3 separate regions of the Homo sapiens genome follow, and all the other regions are linked to region 3. Evidence: chromatin loops called from intact Hi-C (ENCODE). Cell type or tissue: Caco-2. All regions are shown on one strand.

Evidence for each region. A loop is a pair of places that touch in the nucleus more often than their neighbours do. Peaks named below come from ENCODE experiments on the same cell type or tissue, not always from the same donor. Only the 100,000 strongest peaks of a DNase experiment are listed, where the experiment ranks them.
Region 1: a loop joins it to region 3, with 7 times the contacts of the local background. A loop is called at or near these places in 2 of 110 quality-filtered maps.
Region 2: it touches region 3 in a loop (6-fold over the local background); 6 of 110 quality-filtered maps call a loop at or near these places.

The regions. Positions count from the first base shown.
Region 1 is chr6:113,428,887-113,436,886 of GRCh38, reverse strand. LINC02518 (long intergenic non-protein coding RNA 2518) reads left to right here and starts at 3,440. Exons shown (of 2, transcript NR_149098.1): 1 at 3,440-3,550; 2 at 7,909-8,000. In Caco-2, no CTCF peak of the experiment used is centred here; a DNase peak (open chromatin) is centred at 3,236.
Region 2 is chr6:113,407,215-113,415,214 of GRCh38, reverse strand. No RefSeq gene overlaps it. Among named protein-coding and RNA genes, the nearest start is that of LINC02518, 22 kb to the left of the region's middle. In Caco-2, no CTCF peak of the experiment used is centred here; DNase peaks (open chromatin) are centred at 534 and 3,994.
Region 3 is chr6:113,303,623-113,311,622 of GRCh38, reverse strand. No RefSeq gene overlaps it. Among named protein-coding and RNA genes, the nearest start is that of LINC02518, 130 kb to the left of the region's middle. In Caco-2, CTCF peaks have their summits at 4,695 and 4,895 (motif pointing left); a DNase peak (open chromatin) is centred at 4,902.

The DNA of each region.
Region 1 (8,000 bases), 130 kb before region 3:
TCTTTATTATTCCTGATACCAAGAGATGTAGTGTTTGGTCCAAGTTTGCATGTCTAGTTAATGAAAACAAACTCCATTTTCTGACTGCAAGTCCAGGGTTCTTGCCAATACTGTGCTACCATCCATACAAATGACTTACTTTTACCTCTTTAATTTATATGAGATACCCATTCACTTGCTGACAATCAGTCATTCAGCTTTTTAGGAATTACTCATCTATAAAAAAAGATCGTATACTGCTTAAGAGAATGGGAGATAGTTGGAATGCTAATTGTGGTAGGCAGAGTAACAGCTCCCAAAGGTATCCAGGTCCTAATTCTGGGAACCTATGAATGCTGCCTTATATGGTAAAAGGGATTTTGTGGATGTAATTAAGGATTTTGAGAAGGGGAGATTGTCTTAGATTATCTAGGTAAGTCCTACATGCCATCACAAATATCCTTATAAGAGGGAGGCAGAGGAATATTTGATGAAGACGAGAAGGGGATGTGACGAAAGAACAGGAAGAGGAAAGGGGATGTGATGCCAGTCCAGAAGCTGAGGAATGAGGACTGCATCCCTCCTGGCACAGGTAAGGAAACAGATTTTCCTCCAGAGCCACCAGAAAGAGCTCTACTGGTTCTTTGATTTTAGCCCACTGTACCTGATTTTGGCAGTCTGACCTCCAGAATTGTAAGAGAAAAAAACTGTGTTATTTATTTATGCATTTATTTATTTTGAGAAGGGGGTCTCACTTTGTTGCTCAGGCTGGAGTGCAGTGGTACAGTCATAGCTTATTGCAACCTCGACCTCCTAGGCTCAAGCAACCCTCTTGCCTCAGCTTCCTGAGTAGCTAGTTCTACAGGTGTGCACCACCACGTGAGGCTAATTTTTTATTTTTGTAGAGATGAGGTCTTCCTATGTTTCCCAGGCTGGTCTTGAACTCCTGGGCCCAAGCAAAAATGTGTGTCATCTTAAGCCACTTGTTTATTATAATTTTTTTACAGCTGCCATAGGAAACTAATTACACTAATCTTAGCTCCAACAGATCGCACTTCTGTTAGTTTGTGCAAGAAAATCTTTCTAAGACTCTGCTTTCTGATCTATAAAATGGGAATAATAAAATGCCTATTTCATAGGGTTGTGGTGAGATTGAATAAGACCACTCATATAAAATGTTCAGCTTAGGACTTGGCATATGGAAAGGTTTTTGTTGGCTATGGATTTGGTCTAGACAAGAAGATTGCAACAGATTTTTCTTCTATTTGAAAACTCCGGTAGAGCACTAAGTAGCTCTTGGAATATATAAAGGATTGTGTATTTATTAGCTATTCTAGCTTTCTCTCAGGAGTGCTGACATCTATTTGTTTCTTCCTTTTTAACTGTCCTTTCTCAAGAGTGTTGACTGCAAGATGAGGCAAAGGCAAATAGGTGGAATAACTGGAGAATAACCCAGAATGAGACACAGAAAGAGGATTTTGAAAGGATTTCCTTGCCTATTATCTGCTTTCTGAGAGAGCCACACAAAACAGGTGAAAAGTTATACTATTTATAAAGATCTCCTGAGAGGGAGTGTCTACAGCTTTTCTGGTAATTTCCCTTGGTACAAATGAAACCTGTTCATTTTCAAGGAAAATTGCACTGATGGCTACACATTCTTTTTCTTTTTAAATAAAATATTGGAATGGTGTTGTTTTTGGAAGCTGCTTGTTACCCAATGTTGCCAAAAAGGTTTTATTATAATGAGGCTATGTGTTAGCTGTTCATGTTTCTAGTGCAGCATAGCTGTATAAATTTTTTCTTTTTCTTATCTCGGATTTCAGATTTCCCTATTTTTTTAAAAGTGTATAGTAATAATATTTACCAGTATTGTTCATCCCTACCACTCAGTTTTCTGCATATGCTTGTATTTTCTATTTCCTGCTGATTTAACTTCTGTACTCTGTTGTTTATAGGGACTTGTCATATTTGCATAGTTTAAGTGCTCTGTCGTTTCTATCACAAGCCCTAGTGGGTAGGTACAACATCTATGTAGTTCGCTTGTGTAGTGCTTGGTGGAACATCTTGTGTTTCATGATTGATTTATGATGATAGAGATGATACTATAAAATAAAGCCAAAGGAAACTTTTAACAATAGGGTCTAATCCTGTTTGGTCCTCATTGGATGTCTCTCCACTTGTAGGGGAAAAAACTGGAGAATAATGGTTGTGTCATCATGACAAACAACTGACATAGTTGAGGCCAGTCGAAGGCCCAGAGCAACCCTGGTCCTGTAGTCAGAGACGACTTATGAAAATAAATGAATCTGGCTCATTGACTTGAGTTCTTGTACCCAAACTGGAAAGGTGTGGTACCTGACACAGGAACAAAGTCTGTCTGAAATCAGCTGTCCGGGATGTCATTTTCTCTAGTGCAGAGACTCGATTGCCTAAATTGGTAGCAGAGGTGGATGTTTCCTAACATGATCTTCCTTGGCCAACAGTGACTGACATCTGAGGTAGGTCTTACCTCTACCTTGGGGGCTCACTGCTTCACTGGTACCATATAATGGTGGCAGTTTAACAGTAATCTTAGTAGGTCTTTTTGGACATTTTAAAGCCACTGCTCCAAAGCATAAGCCAGGCAAAAAAATTGATTTCCCTCATCCAGATGTCCCCATTGTCCAACATAGGTGAGACATTTTTTAAAAAGGCATCTCCAGAAGGCGATTTTTGATCCCTCTCCAGATAAGAGGTTCAAGCCAGCTTTTTCTTATTGTGGGACATCAAAATTTACTATATGACCTGAAATCCTCCCAGGTGATTTAATTCATTCATAGGTTCTAGGAGAGAAGATGAAACTTTCATTTATCCCCATGCTACACACTGACCAATACTGCTTCACCAAACTTTTATCAGTCTTGTTGCATTTTATCTGTTTACACGAGATCCATAGTGCTTTCTCATCCCCACAGTAAACACTGAATTCTGTTTATAACAGAAGGGCAGGATCTGTGGGGAGCATCCGCAAAGTGCTCCAGGCTCCTTTTTCCCTTTTCTCAGAGACACCAGGAATGTGCCTTTGCACTGTTTTGCCAGCATCCTTAAATCATGATTAATTTAAAGCCTTTTCTCTCCTTGGTGAGGCCTGACACAAGCAACTGCTTCTCTGTCACATTGATTTTTCTGTCCTTGCAGATTCAGAGCCAGGGTTGAGTCCTCCTCACAGGGCGAGTTCTCTGACAAGGAAGTTTTGCAACCTAATTTACAGCTGGAGCCAAGCTTGTCAGTGAGTGCCAGAGGGAAACTGTCGCAATCGGCAGGCAAAGTATGCATTTAATAGTATTTATCCAAGCCAGTTTGTGATTTCTTCACTCTCTCCAACAAATATGTTATTTGTAATAGCTATCTTCTCTCATCTAGGTGTTTGAAAAATGTCTCTAACGTGTGTGGGCTGGAATGCATTTTGTTTTTTCTGCAGGTATATTCATTTAACAAGGGGAGTCTCTGAGGAGCTATCAAAAACTGCTTGCCATCTTTCCAAATCATCTCTGTCTGCAGTGACCATGTCTTAATCCTGAAGGAAAACAAGGTAATCTTTTCAAATAAACATTTTCAAGGATGTTTAGAGGGAACCAAATTGCTGGCATGTAGAACCCCCTTCCAGTGCTTAAAAATAGATATATTGAGGGAGCAAAACTCCAGTGAGTTGGAGTGTTTGGAAGTATTTGATATGTTCAGATGACTAACAATAATAAGCTAAATTGCAAGCAATGATCTGAATTTGTGTGTGTGAATATGAGTGTGTATGTGTCAAAGAGACACTGAGTATCCTGTTTCTCAATGTTGTTGGTGGAAAATGAGGCGCAGAGGGGTTACACACTCCCAGTAGGTAAGCAAGTTGGTAAGGGACTTTGGCAATATTTGACCCTAAGCCCATTAGATTTCACTGGGCTAACCTGACTCTGGGGAGAGTAAATATGAGATGAAGAAACATTTGATCATTAAATAAAAAGGAAGCACTGAAAGAAAAGCAATTGGTTGCATAAAACTTATTAATGCAATACTTCTGCTCTCAAGGAAGTTGACATGCAATAGAAAGAGAACATGTAGAGTATGGATTGAATAAACCAAAAATTATGTAGATGATGTAATTACTATAATTAAATCAAAACAGATTGTGTATGCTGGAACTTATTGTATTACTCACAACATAATTTTGTATAACTTTTTTTTAAACCTGTCTCTTTTCCTTTCTGGTCTGTGGGTTTCTGAAGGACAAACCTCTTTTGGCAGTTGGGCCTGAAGCCCCAGAACTTATGCTGGTCCTGGCACCAATGAGGACAGAAATGATTGAGCACATGAATTTGGTATTGAGTTTGACATTATTGTGCTTCATTTTTTGTGGGCCTGGGATGTTTTCTACGTAATTCGTTTATCATTTATTGTTTAAGGTGTCTGCATACTCAAAATATCTTTTTAATGTCCTCCGCCTATACATGACATAAATACTTTATTAACTTTGTTTAAAAAATCTTATCACAGTGCCATCCAACAGGAATATAATGTGAGCCATGTGTAATTTAAGATTTACTAATAGCCATATTAAAAAAGGAAGAAGAAACTGGTGAAATTAATTTTTAATAATGTTTTATTTAGCTATATTCAAAACATTATCATTTTAACATGCAAATATAAATTTATTAATATCTCTTACATTATTTTTTCTAGTAACTTTTTAAAATCTAGTTGGTATTTTATATTTAATGCACATTTTAATTCAGCCCTCAAACTTAATTGCAGACCATTGTATTTCAGTGCTCAATGAGCACATGTGGCCACCGTGTCAGCACATTTCAATAGTTCGCAGGTCAATGTAGAGGACATTTTCCCCCCACTTAGCATTTCATCCCTGTTATTATGCCCACTGAGTGCCGTAGTATGGAAAAAACATGTGTAGCCTAGTAGCACAAATGTAAACTGGGGTGACTAACATCCTAGTTTGCCTGAAGTGGAGAAGTTTTCTGGGACAAAAGACTTGCAATGTTAAAACCAGGACAGTCCTGATAAAGCAGAATGGTTGGTATCCCGCAAGTAAACTATGTTGGTCCAAACAATATATCCCCTCCATCACTGTGATTTGTTTTGACCTAAAGCATAGAAACCTGGCTGCCAATTATGGGATTTTTTTGGGAAGCCACTGGGAGAAAGAACCTTACTTTCTGCTGTGGTTATTATCAGCTAACCTTTATATCATGTGGGGAGAACCTGTTTGAAAGTATTACCTACTTTGGAGGAAATCACAATGAGAAAGAAACTGAGTTTTGGTGACTTATTTTTCAGTTCTTGGACACTGTCGTGTCTGAACCTATCCTATTTTTGGACTTTTCAGTGAATTAATACATTCTTTACACCTGTCTCCATATTGTTTGTTTAAACAGTTAAGGTTGCATTTCCATCATGTGAAACTGGGATAGTTCTAACTAATAGGTTTAGAAAAAAAAAAAAAAAAGAGTACAAGAAATCTAGTTGGAATTCTTTAGGTTCATAAGAAACATAATCAGGCTGTCTATTTTATTTTAACACAGCCTCCTCAAGCTACTGTTGAGTATGTATGTGGTGCTGCCTAGGAACAGTAGGTATTTTTGTGGAGCAAGGGATTGCAGACGGTGAAGTAGCTGCATACTGGCAATAACCTATGAATCTGTGGGGATTCTGAAGAGTAGGAAGCAATGAGACCTGCTGTCTTTCCTTTATTGTCCCTTCCTCTATTGCTCTCAGACTGTTGTGCTTTGCTTGTGTTGTGGGTGTTTTGCTCTGCCATAATGGCTCTCATGATGAACTATAAGCTTCATTCTAGGTCCTGGGACAATCTACAGTTCATGAGATTCTCACCTATGGGTTAGGGACCCTTGGAGATTTGCAGAGTTGCAAAGTCAAGCACCAATTTATTCTTTCTTAATCAATGGATACTAAAAGTGCAATCATTAGTACATAGAAGGCTTGTAACAATTTTTGATGGTTTCAGAAGAAGATTGAGTAAGCATTCAATAGATAGATGCTACTGAGACACTAATATGTAGCTTGACATGGTTAAATGCCTTATGTGAAGCACTTAACAAGTGTTAAAACATCACATTTAAACTTCACAACAATCTTATTGCTGGCATTATTATTCTTATTGCTTTGAAATAAAAAAAAATAGGCTGGGCATGAAGGCTCATGTTTGTAACCCCAGCACTTTGGGAGGCTGAGGCAGGAGGATTACTTGAACCTAGGGGTTCAAGGTCAGTCTGGGAAGCATGGAGAGACCTCATCTCTATGAAAAGTTACAAATAAAAAAAAAATAGCTAGATGTGATGGTGTGTGCCTGTAGTCCTAGCTACTCGGGAGGCTGTGGTGGGAGAATCACTTGAGCTCAGAAATTCAAGGCTTTAATGAAGCCATTTCTACTCTAGCCTGAGTAACAGAGCAAGACCCTGCCTCAAAAGAAAAAAAATTGAATTATTACATTTTCTTTATTCGTTACTCATTTAACAAACTTCATTTTATACTATTATATTCTCAATGAATTTAACATCTAGTGGAGAAAGTAGGTGTACAAAAGTGATTATAATGCTGTGTGTGAGCATATTAACAAATACAGAGGGGAAGGAGAGGAAGGGTCTCCCATAGCAGATGTAGGTGCAGGGTACAGAGCATGGGATCACCAGAAAACTCCCTGGAAGCACGGTGCTTGAGCCAAACCTGACACATCAAAGTAGATCTGCACTATTGCAACAGTCTAGTACAAAATAACTTTTTCAGGAGAGAGTTTCATTATCTTGCAATGACAAATTTTAGTTTGTTTTTCTGCATCATCGTGACATAAGTGACAGGATTCTGATTTGTAAAGCAAAAGAGTTGGATTCTTAACCCTGAATTTACTACTAATGAGGCCCTTGGGCAAAATCTCTCAAACAGTTGGGGCTAGAGTTTTCTCTCCAACGAAGTAAGGTAGGATCAGCAATTCATTCATAACAGCATCTCTTCCAAACTCCACACCCTGAAGGCTTCAAGTTGTGCCCTTCATTTGCACCTTTATTGTCCTTCTAGTAAGAGTCATTACCTGGAAATCACAGTTCAGAAGCAAGGCATCACAGTTAGGTGTAAAGGGTGCTTAGCTTACAAAGAAAAAGCTTCGACTAATTTAATTTTTACCAATATCATAAAATCACCCCATGATAATTTCAGGGTGTCTTCACTCAAGTATAGCCTAGGACAGGTAGTGAAGATGTGGTAAATGATGTTAATGGCAGCAGAGAGACCGGGTTTCACTGAATGCCTTGATCAAAGCATTACTAGATTCATGGTTAAAGAGTAATGAGTTTCATCAGATATTTAGTAAATGTCCCTTAAAGTTCCTTTTACAAAAGCAAAACCAAACAACGCAACAACAAAACAATCCCACACATTTCTATAGATGTAATTTGAAACACATCAAGTTATTAATCTTGGAATCTGGATTTTCCAAGAAATCAGCTTTCTTGTTGTATTTAATTTTGTTGTATCTGAAAATGCATTTATGTATGTGTGCAGTTATGAGGTCAGGTAGAGAGGGAGAAAGAGACTACTGTCTGTTGTATTGTTTCCCAGTTTAGTGTAGATGTCAGGCTTGATGATAAAAAATGAGAAGATGGAAAGGAGATAACTATTTATTGACCTTACTGGTGCACTTAACCTCTCACACTGGAATTTTTTTTTTGGTTTATAAAAACCTCTTGATATAAATAAATAAATAAATTAATTAATTAATTAATTTGTGACTTAAATGAAAATATCTCATATTTTATGAACAAATGTGGCAGTGAATATGTACTATATATTAGTTAATGTTAACATACCTTAGTTTTAAGATCCGTAGAAGACTCCATTTGACCTTTACAATGTGGATGTTTTTCCTTACCACAGGTGGAAATTGATTTTTACTTCTCTGCAGCTAAGTATGTGGCAGTCTTGGCCACATGGTGACTCAGCAGAGGAGCCTATGTACTGGCTGTCCT
Region 2 (8,000 bases), 100 kb before region 3:
AATCGCTTACACCCAGGAGGTGGAGGTTGCAGTGAGCCGAGATTGCACCACTGCACTCCAGCCTGGGCAACAGAGCAAGATTCTGTCTCAAAAAAAAAAAAAAACAAAAAAAACAAAAAAAAAAAACAAAAAAAAAAACGGCTCCCAGGTTTTAGTAGTCACTATATACTCTGTTGGTTACTACAACACAGATTGTAAATATCTTCTAACATTCTGTCTCTTAGGAATTTTACTCTCTCAAAAAATAGACTGTTCAATGTTTTTAAACCATGTTTAATTCACAAATACAAAAAACGTACATGCTGATCACTGTGTATGTTTAGGGCTCCCAAATCTACAGTTCTATCTTAAGTTCTTTATAATAATGTCAGACGGTTCTTCTGACATTATTACAAAGGTCTGCTGAAAAAATCCGCCTGGATATTCCAATAGACTACTTACTCATAAAATATCCAAAAATGAGTCAGTCTCCTCCATCATCATATTCCAGGAGTCTGCTCCATCTCCAGGCTCCCTCTGTTGGTAATTGGCACCATTAGCCTCTTGCTGGCCACCAGGCCAGGCTCTGCCAATGCTTCAGAGCTCTGCACAGGTTTCACCCCTTCTGATGTTATTATACTTCCCTGGCACTGTGACACCTTTCTTATCTCATTTGGAGGAGAGTGAGGGCTGGCGAGAGAAAATCCAAACCACTGTTATTTTTGAATTGTTGCTATTATTACTACCATTATTATTAGTTTTCAAACAAGCACATTTGTGGTGATCTTCTTAGCATTCTAATATCTTCCTATTGAAATGAATGCAAAATTGAAACTCCTTATCACAACCTACTTGATCCCATAGGATTTGGACCCTGTTTCTAAGATTATCTTTTGTCCCTTACCAGCTTCCAGCCACAGAGGCCTTATTCTTTTCTTTTCTTTTCTCTTTTCTTTCCTTTCCTTTCCTTTCCTTCTTTTCTTTACTTTTCTTTTCTTGCTTGCTCTGTCACCCAGGCTGGAGTGCACTGGCATGATCTTGGCTCACTGCAATCTCTGCCTCCCAGGGTCAAACAATTTTCCTGCCTCAGCCTCCCGAGTAGTTGGGATTACAGGCATGTGCCACCACGCCCAGTTAATTTTTGTATTTTTAGTAGAGATGGGGTTTCACCATGTTGGCCAGGCTGGTCTCGAACTTTTGACCTCAGGTTATCTGCACACCTCGGCCTCTTAAAGGGCTGAGATTACAGGAGTGAGCCACCGTGCCCGGCCAAGTGAAGGTTTCATTAGGGAACCATTGACAACTCAATGCCTTTCACCACAGAGCTAAATTTATCTTTTAGGGGATAAATGCACTGCTCAGCCCCATCCTGGAGGGGCTCACTCAGCAGAGAGGAGGAATGATCACTCCTAGGATACTCTCTCATCTAGGATAACTTACAATGTATCAGAGCACCCCTGAACCCAAGGCATGTGTATGTGTATATATATTTTTTAAGACAAAGAGTTTTGCTATTAAAGTATTCAACCTGGAAGAACAAGAAAAAGCCTAAGTTTCACTGAGATGAGACAAATTTCCAAAAATGTTCTTTTCTAGGTCATTAGAATTTCCATTTCTGACCTATAAAAGAGGTGCATATATCTATATTTTCTCTTGTATCATTTATAATAATAGCTGTTTAACTTTGATAACACCTGTAATCAATTTTCAGGATGCAAGCTATTTCTAGAACATTAAAAAAACTGATATTCTTTAAATAAACTAAGTGCATAAATGGTTCAAGTGCTAAAATTCAAGGCTTCTATGTGTATGATGCATACTGATATTTGAAGCAATTTTACAGAAGTGCATATAATTGAAAAAGTAGCTTTATTTGGGTAAAATCAAAGTATTTATTAGTAAAGTCCTCTTAAATGCTCATATAAAAAGTAACTATAGACACATAAAATATCATTATTGTTATTATCATCATTAATAGCTAGCCTGGTACTTTAATGATTTTCTTGAAGTTTCCTTATTTGAATTAACTTGTTGGTCTTGATTGCAATTAACATTACAGACTGCTGAGTCATGCTAATTCTCAGAACAAAAAGAAAGCAAACCAAGCAACATCAAACCAAAGAGCTCTTTAAGAGGATCAAATTTTCCATGCCTCAAGGATAATTTCATATTTGTTTATACATATACCCTTTTATATCAATTAATATCCTAGAAGTAAAGATTGTTCATATCAGAGTAAAACAGAAATTTTGCTAGCTCTCATGATACAAGATAACTCTAGGTATTTGTAGGTAATGGCCATGAGTTTAGACTGATTTAAATTGAATTTCAGCAAATTATGCCCAAAGAAATGATATGATCTTATTCAAAGTCAGAAAACTCAGTGACTCTGAAATTGGTTCTTTGGAGTAGATCCATATGGTCAGTTAATACAATTTGATGCTTATCTGGTTGGTGTTCTGGAAAACAAAGTTGGTTTTTCTGCAAAGAAAAAAACAAATTCCAAAGAGTCACATAGTTTTTTATTTTCATTACATGTTGACATTTTGCTCCATTTTCTATCTTTTTGTGGGCATACACATTTTGAATGATGACACGGTCAGATAAAGTGATAGTTTCCCTGAAAGAATGATTCCACCTCCAAGGGAAAAATTCAACTCAGAAAGAAAGGAAATGGTCAACAATATATAGCAGAAAATACCACTTTCAAAGCTAAATTCTTAGTTACTAAAAAAAAGAAAAAGAAAAAAATCCTATTAGTTTCACAACGATAAGATTAGTTTAGGAGAAGTATCATGTAATTGCAGAAGATATTACAAGCTATTTTTCATGAGTGTCCTTGTTAACAGGTCTTGGATGGATGATTTTACTACTCAGATGCTGAATTACAAGTCTCAGCAACTGAAACTCAATAGAAAAAAAAACTCACGTGGAGTGGAGCACATTAATAAAATAAAACTGCAGATTAAATCATGTTTTAGGTGGGAAAAAACATCTTTTATTTAAAAACTGTTTTATAAAACTTTCAAAAATTGATAATTTAAGAATCCAGGGCTGGGCTCAGTGGTTCATGCCTGTAATCCCAGAACTTTGGGAGGCTGAGGCAGGCAGATCACTTGAGGTTGAGTTTGAGACCAGCCTGGCCAACATGGTGAAACCCGGTCTCTATTAAAAATATAAAAATTAGCCAGGCGTGGTGGCAAGCGCCTATAATCCCGGCTACTCGGGAGGCTGAGGCAGGAGAATTGCATGAAGCTGGGAGGCGGAGATTGCAGTGAGCCAAGAGTGTGCCACCAGACTCCAGCCTGGTCAACAAGAGCGAAACTGTCTCACAAAAAAAAAAAAAAAAAAAAAAGAATCCAAAAGTATTTAAGGATCATTATTTAAATAATAAATTTGATGTGTAAGACTGTAGATCTAAATGGCAGTGCTTTGTAAATTGAAATATTCTGATGTATTCTTCAGAGCTTGCAAGTTCTATGAGAACTTATTAGTTTTTTCATTTTACTGAATTAAAAAATGTACATGTTTCTTACGCCAGATCACCAAAGATTGCTATATGGATTCAGGGTCTCTATTTGTGTTACTGTTGCATCAATGCTGAGAGATCATCAAAGAAGTTAGTACTTAACTCCTAATATCCTTGGCCCAAACTAATGTCAAAATATTTGTCCTAAGGTAGCCATTGAGATGAGTTCCTTTTGCCAGTATAATGATAGAACTTTTTGTTTGCAACAAGAATGTGCAACGGAAAAACTATTTAATTGACCAAGACTTTAATTCCTTATTTAAAAATTTAGACTTTGGTCTGACACCATAAAAATGAATTTGGGAACTTACTGTTATGGAGTAATGAAGAAAATTTAGGAGTGGATTTACTATGTAAATAAATAAACTATTTGTGGTATGTGAAGGCCAAATGATATTATGGAGATGGTTTTATCATAATTGGTTAGAGAGAAGTAGTGGGACTTTGGGGCCTTCCCTTGTCACAGAGAAGTGCAAACACACTGAAGTGAAAAGAGCCCCACCCAAAGCAGGAGGCAGGATACTCATGATATGCAGGCTATGAGGAAATGTCAGTTGGGGATCTTGCCTTTATATGTGTAACAAGGCATTTTTAAAAAGTGCAACAGCAATAAATGCAAAAGTAAATATAAGAATTTTTTAATTTAGTGATTTTTTTACATTATTAAATTTTGGGATTCATTATTGAATTTTATTGATAATGGACTGATGAAAAATTAGTTAATTATCAAACTTTTCTGTTTTGAAACTGATTGTACAACACTGAAGTTTGAGGAAAAGTGATACAGGGAAATTCAATTTAATTTAGATTCACTCTTGGACAAACTGTAAAAGTTGCTTGAAATATACAAATAAGCAAACCTAGATTTCTTCTCTCCCTCCTCCCTCCCTCCCTCCCTTCCTTCTTCTCCCTTCTTTTCTCTCTCTTTTTCTATTTGCCCCTCCTCCACTTTCTTTTTCTCCTCCCCGTATCCTCTTCTGAAAGTTGAGAATGGCAAGATAACAACCCCATTTTAAATTCTGGATAATACAGATGCTTATTTAGCAAGCTAAGAAAATTTCTAACACAAATGTAAAATACATTTTATTTTTTCTTATATGTTCTGATTTAAAGGATCAAGAATGCTGTGAGTTTCAGGACATTTGGGCCACCTTATTTTTTCGCTGACTTAGATCTTAGTTATGTGAAGACACAGTAAATTGATATGCAATTACAGTTCATTACTCTTCAAAGATCCAGATTTTCCTGCAATAACTTCCACTGAAGACTTAACTCTTTAAAGAGCTAAATTTAGCTCAATGAATAATGTTTGAGAATACACTGTGTACAAGACACTGTACTAGAACCCTGGGATAACAAGAAAAACCAGAGGTTGTTTCAGCCACTGAGCAACTTAAAATCTGATATGGAGGCTACATATATTTTCCATTAAAATTTCAAAACATATATTTGTATGTTTAATGTTATGCTACTATTGTTTTATCACTTAAAATGTTTTCAGTCTTTTTTACTAGAGTTCAGAGCTTATGAGAGATACATTTCTATTTTACTAGTTTCACAGCATGAGAGACGTGGCTTCATTATTACATATGATATTTTTTGAAAGGTGAATATATCCTCAGACTGGGACTCCTGGATAAAGTGAAAGTAAAATAATTAAAAAGTAAACCTATGATGAAAGAGGTTTGAATTCAACACAGAATTATTAGCTAGTGTTGAATGACAAATGATAACAACGTTGCGTCCTTTCCAGGGCTGGTGGCAGGAGGTAGGACAGTGCGGAGCCCAGGTGAGACCATTAAAGGTCCAGGCAACCGTGGGTGGTGAGAGTCACTCTAGAGGTTTTCCTGAAACTTCTTTCATCTCTGCATTAAAAATAAATAAGTAAACCCAAATGGCACAGATGTAAAAAAAATTAAAAGAATAAAAACTATAAATAAAACCTTAAAATAACATGGTCTTTAATTATTTTACTTTGATTTTAAAGAAGGACGCTCAATATTCATGGAAAGGGGAGTATATAACTCACATTTAACACATGATACTGTAAAATGGTTATTTCAGAGGCACAAAACCAAATCAAACCAAAGAACCACTTTCCTGCTACTTTTACTTATGCATGTGATAGAATGTGAAGAAGGGCAAGGACATTTGTAGGGCAGAGTGAAAGTAATGGGCCTACCATACCATATTCTCTTTTTTCTTTTCCTTCCTTCCTTCCTTTTTCTTTCTTTCTTTCTTTCTTTCTTTCTTTCTTTCTTCTTTCTTTTTTGACACAGTCTCCCTATGTCACCCAGGCTGGAGTGCAGTGGTGGAATTATGGCAATCTTGAACTCTTGCCTCAGCCTCCCTAGTAGCTGGGACTACAGGCATGCACCACCATGCCTAGCTAATGTTTCTGTTGGATTGTTTTTGTTTTTGTAGAGGTGGGGTCTCATTATGTTGCCCAAGCTGGACTTGAAGTCCTTGGCTCCAGTGATCTTCCTTCCTCAGGCTCCTGAAATGCTGGGAGTATAGGTGTGAGCCACCATACCCAGCCCTGTACAATTTTTAGATTTGAATTTGTAAAGTGTGTCTTGATGGATACCAGCATCATGAGAAAAAAGTCTGGGTTCAAATAAGTTTGAAAAACTTTGGGCTCAAGAAAGCTAAGCAGACTTGTTTACTGCAGGACTTCTTTGAGACTTTAACACGTGGCTGTGTGGTGTAATTCCCACAGTGTAATTCCCGCAGTGTAATTCTCCTAGAGGTGACCATGTTGTGCAGCATCCCAGAAATGCTTTTGGAAGAGCCCACAGGGAAATCGGGTCCTTGGGACAAGTTTTAGAAAATCGTATGCTAGTATTGAGCATATGAGAAATGCAATTATTGTTCTTTATTTTGAAAGAAATGAATGTATCTCCTATGGGTTCATCATGGAGCTGAACACTTGACACGTGTTGCCTCATTCTATCCTAATCTCTGTGATGTAAGTGATATTATTCTTTCCCTGCCACATCCCTCTCTACTCTCCCCTTCCCAACTTGTAGATTAGAAACCTGAGGATCTGAGAGGGTAAATATATTGTCTTAGTAAACTGGTAAGATTTAGGGTGGCATTAAAATTACTCATAGCTTCTTAAAAGCTTGAATATTGGAAAACTTGAATTGCAATTGAAGACAAGGTGAATGTGAAATGGATTTAATCACATACTTGGGTCATTGCTTAATTCAAGGGACACCGCTGTGTGAGACTTTGGTAGTGCAGTGAAGATGTGACTCCTTCTTAGGAACTTAAAGTGTGGTAGGAAAGGCAAACCAGACACTTAAACAACTCATTTCAATGAAATATGGTAAGTGATTAAGAAAAGCACACAAATCTCTTTGCGTTGGGTCGTGATATTCTCTCTCCTTGAAGTCTATAGTGAACCAGAGTTCTCATTCCCACCCTTCACACACCATGAGCATCAAGACTGAATTCCAATGCATGCTCCCTGTGAAACATTTTCTGGGAACCCCAGTCTCCTTCCTTGTTTAGAATTAATTGCCCTCTACACTATGCTTCCAAGGCACTTTCATTTTCCTCCATCAAAACTCTTATTTTCAAAGTCTGAATTGCATTATAATTTGCGGTCTATCTGTTTTATCTTCCTCCCAAATTGGGAGTCTCTTTGGAGATGACATTGTCTTAGATGTTCTTATATCCGCCACTAGCCAAACTAGTGCTTTGCTGAAATACAGTAGGTCCTCATTACATGTTTTTGTTTGTTTGGTTGGCTGCTTCTTTGTTTTTGAAATAAAATAAACTTTTTTTTAAAGTTAAATTGTACCATTGTTTTTTTGAATCATTAATAACCTGAACTGTAGCATCAATAAAATGTTTTGAGGCAAAAAAGAGTAAATGTCCTTTCAGGACTTTTATTTATTTATTTATTTAATCTTCCATTGTTTCATCATTAAGTTACATAATTCACGGAAAAGTCAGAAGGAGTAAGGCATAAACTATCTGGATCATTAGAAAACCCATAAAAGTCTTCTCATGAACTAATAATCTAGTTAGTTTCCCAGGCGATTTTAGCAATTACAGAGATAAAATGGAATATTAGAAGGAAGTTCCCTATAAGCCGTTAGCACATGGCTTTTTAGAGATCTTTAGTGGTAGAAAGTTCCAGGACCATCTAAGTCAAGCCTGGGGAAAATAGGATTTTTAGTCAGCAATAATTACATCATGAAGAATATGAGTATTTACTTTTGTCAAATTTTGTCCAGACTTTGTAAGATATTTAAATATATAAAAAGACCATCATTATCTGTTTATGATTTGAAATTAGTTGGTTAATTAATAAAAAGGAGTTGAAGTAGAGTCATGGCCATACTACATAAAATTCTTGAACATTTAGGGTAGATGGAAAGCCTAATTATTTGTTCTTAAATGATCAGTTTTTGAAGTGTAAATCTGTTATAAATCTCATATGTTTTAGTTTTTAAAACTGGTTGACAAACAACTAAATAAA
Region 3 (8,000 bases):
GAATGCACAATGATACAGAAAAGAAGAACCCCCAAAAGCCTGAGAAGTATGTAAAGTGATTCTTAAATATATCAGTAATCAGAGAAATGCAAAATAAAAAACAAAATACCATTTTACATGGCTAGACAGCTAAAAATTTGGAAGGTAAGTAATGCCAAATGTTGGTAAGGACATTGGCATATTGATATTCTCATATGCTTATGGTAGGAGAGGAGATAGGTTCAGCTATTTTGGAGAGTATTTTTGCACTGCTTAGTCAAATTAAACATGTGAGTTTCCTGTGACCCAGCAATACAGCTTTTAAGAGATAGTTACATTTATACACACTTATACACACATGTATGTACATATAATATATGTATACATAAAAACATACATTATACACATATGTGTATGTATTTATAATATATATAAATATTGTACACACACACAAATTCTCACAATCTAAAGGGAATTGTAAATGAATGCTTGTTATTTAGTTATGTGGTGATGGGAATTTGGAACCACTAAAATGTCCTTGTGAGAATAAATAGGAAAATTGTGGCAGCTGTATTAAAGAGAACATTATGCTCCAGCTAGATGCAATTGATTAAATATATACATGGCACCATGAAGGGATCTTAAAAATATAGTATTGAATAAGCAAATCAAAATACAGAATATGTTTAGTTAACAAATTAAAACACAGACTATGCATAACACCTTTAATAAAAAAGTTAAATACCTGCATGTGAAACAAAACAATTTACAAGGACATGTATGAATATGACGGTACACATGAACACATTACTCAGGTTGCCTATGGGATAACAGAGAGAAATTGGAGTGTATATAGAGATAAAAGGGTTTAAGTAAGTGAGTAAACAAATTAGTACTAGGTGTTGGATGGTTTTGTGAGAACAAAGTGAGATAATATGCAATGAATTCAGAAGTAAAATTAACTTAGCCCTCCTCACATGAGGCCCCAAATATTTAGAAGAAAAGAAGCCTCAATAAAACATCCGTTCTCTGAGAACTCATCAGATGACTAAGTATTCAAAATAACAGAAGGTAGCAAGTGCAGCGTGCTAATGGAGAACTTGGGAGAAATACCTCATGTCTGGAAAACTCCCTGGAAGGGTTGACACATAATTCTGAAAGATGAATGTGAATTAACCAGGTGAAATGAATGGAAAGTAACATAAAAGAAAGAAAACTGGGATTTTTTAAGTAAGAAAGAATTTTTATAACATAATATGGTTTAATTTATGGATTATAGTCATATAAATTAGTTTAGTAGAGATTTTGTCCTGATCTTAGATATCAACATTAGAATGTATTTGCTGAGCATTTCTTATGCGAAATGATGTTTGAAATTCTAAAATATTTGTGGGAAATTCAGATAATCCTATGTGGCTGTAGTCACTATATCAGCTAGAAATTGCATTTGGCTGCAAGAGGTCTGTAAAACAGTGGGCTAAACAATGTAGAGATTTATTCCTCTTTCACACAGAGGAAATGTAGAAGCACACTGTTCAGGGCTGCTGTGTCATATCACTATAATGGTTAGTTTTATGTGTCCACTTGACTAGGTCATGGATGGCCTTGATATTTGGTCAAACATTATTCTGGGTGTGCTATGAGGGTGTTTGTGATGAGATTAACATTTAAATTGGTAGACTGAGTAAAGCAGATTGTCCTCCCTAAAGTTTCTGGGCCTTAGTCAATCAGTTGAAGGTCTGAATAGAACCAAAAGGCTAAATAAGAGAGAAATTCCTGCTGCCTGATTGCCTCCAAACAGGGACATCAGTCTTCTCCTCTCTTTCCACTTAAACTGAAACATCAGTTCTTCCTGGGACTTGAGCCTACTGGACTTCAGACTGGAACTACACAATTGGCTCTCCTGGACCCCCAGCTTGTTGATTGCCCATCTTGGGACTTGTCAGCCCTCATACCCTCATGAGACAATTGTTTATAGTAAATCTCCTTCTCTCTCTCTCTCTCTCTTTCTCTCTTTATTCTCCCTTCCTTCCCCTCCCCTTTTGTTCCCTCCTCTCCCCTTCTCCTTCGCTCCCCCCTCTCTCCCTCATTCTCTCTCTCTCCCTCTCTTTTGAATGCTGGTTTTTATCATGGAACTCCAGCCCTCAATTTTTTGTTCCAAGCAACAAGCTGAAGAAAGATGGAAGGGCTGACATCTGGCCAAATCAGCTCACTGTACACCTTCTACTACAACTTACTGGCCAGATCTTCGTCATGTGGCCTCTTTATCTGAAAAGAAAGCTGGGAAATGCAGTTTCTCAGTTAGATACACTGCCATTCCCACACCCAACAGAAAACAGAGTTCTGCTCAGGAAGAAGTAAAGATTGAACATGGGATAGACATCTTTCAGTCTTTGTCATAGCAACTAATGCCTTTTGGCACATAGTAAACATTCCATAAATATCAGTTGAATCAAAAATTTTAAATTTTCATAAAATTATGCATTTCTCATAGAATTGTAAAGAAACAAAATATTGAGCTCTGAGTTCTATTACTCTTCTCTGTTCACAAATTCATGTAGAACATAAATTCTAAAGAAATGTTGAATGACTTTTAAGTGCCGAGAATTTTTCAAATTATGTTAATGAATTATTGTAGAATAATCTTAGACAGCAACAGATAAAATTTTATCAGACAGATAATAATCATATAAATACATAAATTATTTAAATGTAAATCAATTTTTCTAAATTGTTCTAGCATATTTGAAGAGTTATCTATTTTTAATAAGTTCAAACATTCCTCTTTGGTCTTATGATATTATTAATCTAAGAAAAATGTTCTTTATTGGAAGTAAAACCTAAATTTCAGCCAGGGCTCTGAGTAATCATAAAATATAAATGGATGAATGCTATCTCATGGAAATTTTGCCTAACTAGATAGACTCATTCTTACCCTAAAATGTAAAATATATATATTTCAGGCATTTAAAATATAACATATGCTTTCAGTATTAATTGGTGATTAATTATGTTGAATATTTTAAGTTTTTTATTTTTTTCAGTTTTTTCTGAGCAAGACAGAATAGCAGAGCTTAATGATATGCATCTTGATATTCTGTGCTCAGAGAAAAAATGAGTCAATCCAGTAATTCATTTGTCATATTGATACATTAGAAGTCAGTTATACTTAAACACACACACAGACACACACACACATACAGCTCTTAGTGACATCAGGTTAAAAGCAAAAATGATCAAGCTATGCTCATTCATGGAAAAGAGATAACTCAATCACTGCAAAAATGACACTTTCTGATTTTGAAAAGTTCGCAGGTGGGTTGTCTCTGCTTCTTCCCTGAGAGAGTTCCCAGTGCGAGTGATGCACATTGCTGGTGCTACAGGTGCCAGTAGAAGGATCTCCAGGGCAGTAGAATCCCATGGCAACACGGCAGATAAAAATGACTCAGCCCTCTGCTGCCAAAGGTCTTTGCCAGTGTGTGAAGAGCAAGGATCTCAGTTGTAATTCAGTCCTTGGTATTAATAGAGGGGAATTGTGTTGTTCATCAGTAAATGCTGTTCATTCATCCTGCATATTCATTGGTCCGTATTCTTTTTCCCTATTTAACCAACCATTGCCATCCTTTACTATCCATCCCACAGTGAGTCTGAAAATCTGTGGTGTAAGAACTAGTCATTGCAATTAGATTATTGCTATGATCACATAATATGGCATGTCATACTTCAGAAAGAAGTGATAGAGTTACATAAAAAGTTCTTAATTTCTCAGATTTTGGCGGAACAACTTTCTGATTTAAACATCGAACATACCCATTAACTCATATATGGGTGCAGCACACCAACATGGCACATGTATACATATGTAACAAACCTGCAGGTTGTGCACATGTACCCTAAAACTTAAAGTATAATAAATAAATAAATAAATAAATAAACATCAAACATAAAATATAGATATTATCTTTTGAAAACAATAGGAAATGTATTTTTCTACCTTGTAATGCATTTCACATTGGTGATAATATTTGACTCTATGTAAAATGCCAGTGTTTCAGCTTGGATTACTTTGGTTCAAATCTTGGACTTTATTTATAAAACAGCATATGTTAATAGTACTCCCTTTGTCGCTATTGCTCCTTTTGATGCCCTTGTCATCAATTGGCATGACCAATGCTACCTTTAAGTGACAAAATTGAACCAAATGCTCAGTACCTTACCATTCTGTAATTCAGATCAATATGATGACACTATTTTTGATAGTAGCTCTAAACATATTTTGTAACAGAAACCCGATTTGAGATAATAAAACAAATGTAACAAAACTACTATCTAGTATTTTCTTTCACCATTTTGTCCTGAATTTTGAACATGAAATGATAACCAAAATTAAACTTCGTGAGTCAATTTGGCTAAAGTTTAGAGCAAAGTTTCAGGGTTTCCTATTATTTTTTTCATGAGAAAGTGACATATTTTCCACACCACTCTCATATCAATATCTTAGCAAAGGAGGTAAAATTTAGTGTTGCCCTTCACAGAGTCAAGTTCGACAAGGGAGTATATGAATGGAAATGGAAGAGACTCATATAGAGAAGTTGAAACATATTTTTGCCAAATAATATCCCTGACAACTGGGCTTTTAAGCTGTAAGATTTTTCACTGCCTCCTTTGGGATCCTCCATAACCAATATATGACTTGGCCATGTGAGTATTCCAGGCCTGAGGATCGACCCCAAAATATTTACCTTGCAGTTGATCACTCAAAACAGCTATGTTGAAGAATCACTACTTAACCTTACTTAAACAGTGAATCATTTCGGATTCTCGTCATGCAGTTAAGTCAGGTGAAATTAGAACAATAGCTCTGTTCACACTTGGGGTGCCTATTATTTCTTGCACTGCCCTCTGCTGGCAGGCTTCGTTCACCCAGTCTCACAGGTATGGCTGGTTGCTCCTTTGTCAAGGTCAGTTGAGCCAGCCTCTACTCAAAGCTGTTAAAAAGTCTCCTCTGAATTAGTGTCCTCATTCAATAGCTCATTCTCTTGAGTAGTGGTTCTCAAAGTGTGGTCCCCAGATTAGCAGCATCAGCACCACCTGCAACTTGTTAGAAATGCACATTTTGGGGCCCACCACAGACCCTCTGCATCATGAATTTTGGAGGTGAGGAGCAGGAATCTCAATCTTGTTGTAATAAGCCCTTCACATGGTTCTGATGCCCACTAACTTTATAGAACTGTTGTTGTCTTGTGGCCAGTGGTTAGAATTCTTCAGAAACATCCCTACCTCTAACAGTGATTTGCTAGAGCCTGACTTCCTTCTCTGTAGGCACAGCTTCTACAAACACCAGGATCATTGTATTTTCTTCAAAAGTGACACCGCAGTTGATCTTTTATTTGCAGTTAGTCCCTTATCACTCAAATTAACTTATATATTCTTCTGTTATTAGGATATAAAACAGAAAATAATCCTTATCAAAAGTATGAAAAGTAGAATAGGCTCTTTATGAAAACTGAAACAATACAGTAGTGTATGAAGCAGAAAGTATTTTCATCTTTCTCAGCCTTTCTCATGTAAATATAACTGTACATACAGCCTACCATGTCAATGCACATAGTCATCTCTCCTCTTGTTAAGATTTGCACAACCCATTCTGTTTATAGCAAAATCAATCCCACTACCTGCTCTTGATAAATATATATATTGTTTCCAAGTTTTAGCAGTCGCAAGCAGTGTTGCATTGAGCATTTGTGTTACACATCTCTGCTTACGCATGGATTTCTATAGTATAAAACCCTAGATAGTAAATTAGTGAGTCAAATAAAATACATACATGCATTAGCATATTTTCTTATTTTCTCTATTCTTGATGCTCTGGCATCTGGAGTGTTTCTGTCCCTGGACAGATTGCCCCTTCCAAGGTTAGATTATTCCTAGACATAGCAAAAAAGCAACCATTGGTTGGTTTGTATAGCAAAAGCACACTTTTATTTTTTTGGCCTAAAAGTGTGCTTTTGATATACGAATCAACCAATCCCAAGTCCATACTCTCAACCACCTATTCTGTCTGGTTCTTATACTCCAGGAGGCAATATTCATCTGTCCAAATTATCCCAGGGCTGGGTATCAGGCAACTAGAGATAACCCCTGTATCTCAGAGCCCACTGAAATTATTCAAACTACCCAGTCCTAAGACTGCACAGCTTGCTTCCCTTGCCTTGTCCATTCCTTCCTGTGAAGACTATAACAAAGGCTGTGTCCCGTGCTTTCCTCTTGCTTCTTCTCCCACCTGCCTGACCTGGGTGCTGCCCAGGTGGCCCTGTGTGGTTTAGCATGTCCCTTCTCTTGGGAACTGTGAGCAACAAACTGTCTTTTTGATAACCCTGTTTCTTGATCTGTTAGCCTCACCATCCTCGAATAAAAATAAAATCTTGGGCACATTTAAAAACAATATATGAAACACTATAGGGTTGTATTACAGAAAAGTTAAGGCCACAAACTTTGGTGCCAGAGTATATGGGTTCAAATTCCACTGTCTCTGCTTCCTAGTTGTATAATTTTTTTCTTTTTTAACTAGGTAAGCTATTGGACCTCTCCATGACTCAGTTTTCTCCTCTGCAAAGTAGGGAAGAATAATAACAATATCTACCTCACAGAGTCCTTGTAAAAACCAAATGTTAATAAACATAAAGTATTTAAGGCATAAATACTTATGCAATATATAATGCGTAATAAATACTTATCATCATTCTTATTGATTAAAAATGCCCACTTGACCTCAAAAAAGTTGAATCAATTTATTATTTATAAAGAACATTCATGAGAAGCTATTTACCTATACCCTTGAGAACACTTTATAGTTGGATAATATCAATATTTTAAATTATTTTCTGTCTAATAGATGAAAATATTGATCCTATTAGCATTGTTTTACTATTGGAGTAATAAAAATTTTTAGTTAACATTTGATTCTTTAATCTTCTATTGTGAATTATGTATTTATTCTCTTCACATGGTTTGGTTATCATTTGACTAGAGACTCTTACTTCAATATTTAAAATGGAAAACATTTTTGTGACTGTGGATTAACATTTTTATGTCATCTTTAGTCAAATAAACATTTACAGTTTTGTATGGCTAGCTGGTTGTTGTTTTTCCTTTATGGTTTCTGTCCTTTATTTATTTAAAAATTCTCATATTTTTAGTATTCTTATAGTAACATTCCTTTGCTTATAATTCAATCCCTCTGAGTTTTGAGCATCTTAAGACAGGAACTTATTCATATTTGGGCAAACCAATGTCAGTACAGTCAGACAAATTCCCTGAAATATTCCTAGTTTAATTGTCCCCAGCATTACCGCACCCCCTTATTGGCACTCTCCCATATACAAAATATGGAACAGAAACCCTTACCACAGGAATTTTTCAATAGAAAGTTCATATTTATGGGATATGCCCATCTTGAGCATGAACACAGTAAATTCATTTGAAATTTGAATGATCTTTGGTGACAAAGGAAGGCCAAATTGGTTTTCGTTCTGGCCCTCATTTGGCTAATTAAATAGATAGTGTCCTCTCTGGATCTTTTCCAAAAGTCCCAGTCATGATAACCATTTCCAAAGACCACAGGTAACCAGCTTACCAATGGGGCCTTCCAGGTTGGTCTTGTTTTTTCTCTCCTTTTTAAAATTAATACTAAAACTGTTGCTTCACTGCAAAATCATTTCTAGACTCACTGGGGATTCTTTCTAATCACTATTGAAGTCTCCTTTTCTATTGCATATTTGTATTAATTTATTAACTTAGAAATTATATTACTAATTAATTATAAAGGGCCTATCTTAGTAGGCACTAGAGATACATCAGTAACAAAACTCCCAATGGCAGAGATTTTTGACCTTATGAAGCATTTCTCTCAAGACTTTTTATGGTGTTTGGAATGCTGTGTGTGTGTGTGTGTGTGTGGTGTATGTAAAATAACGCAATGTGCATATAGATAATTGATTGGAAATGTTCACTGATTTGGA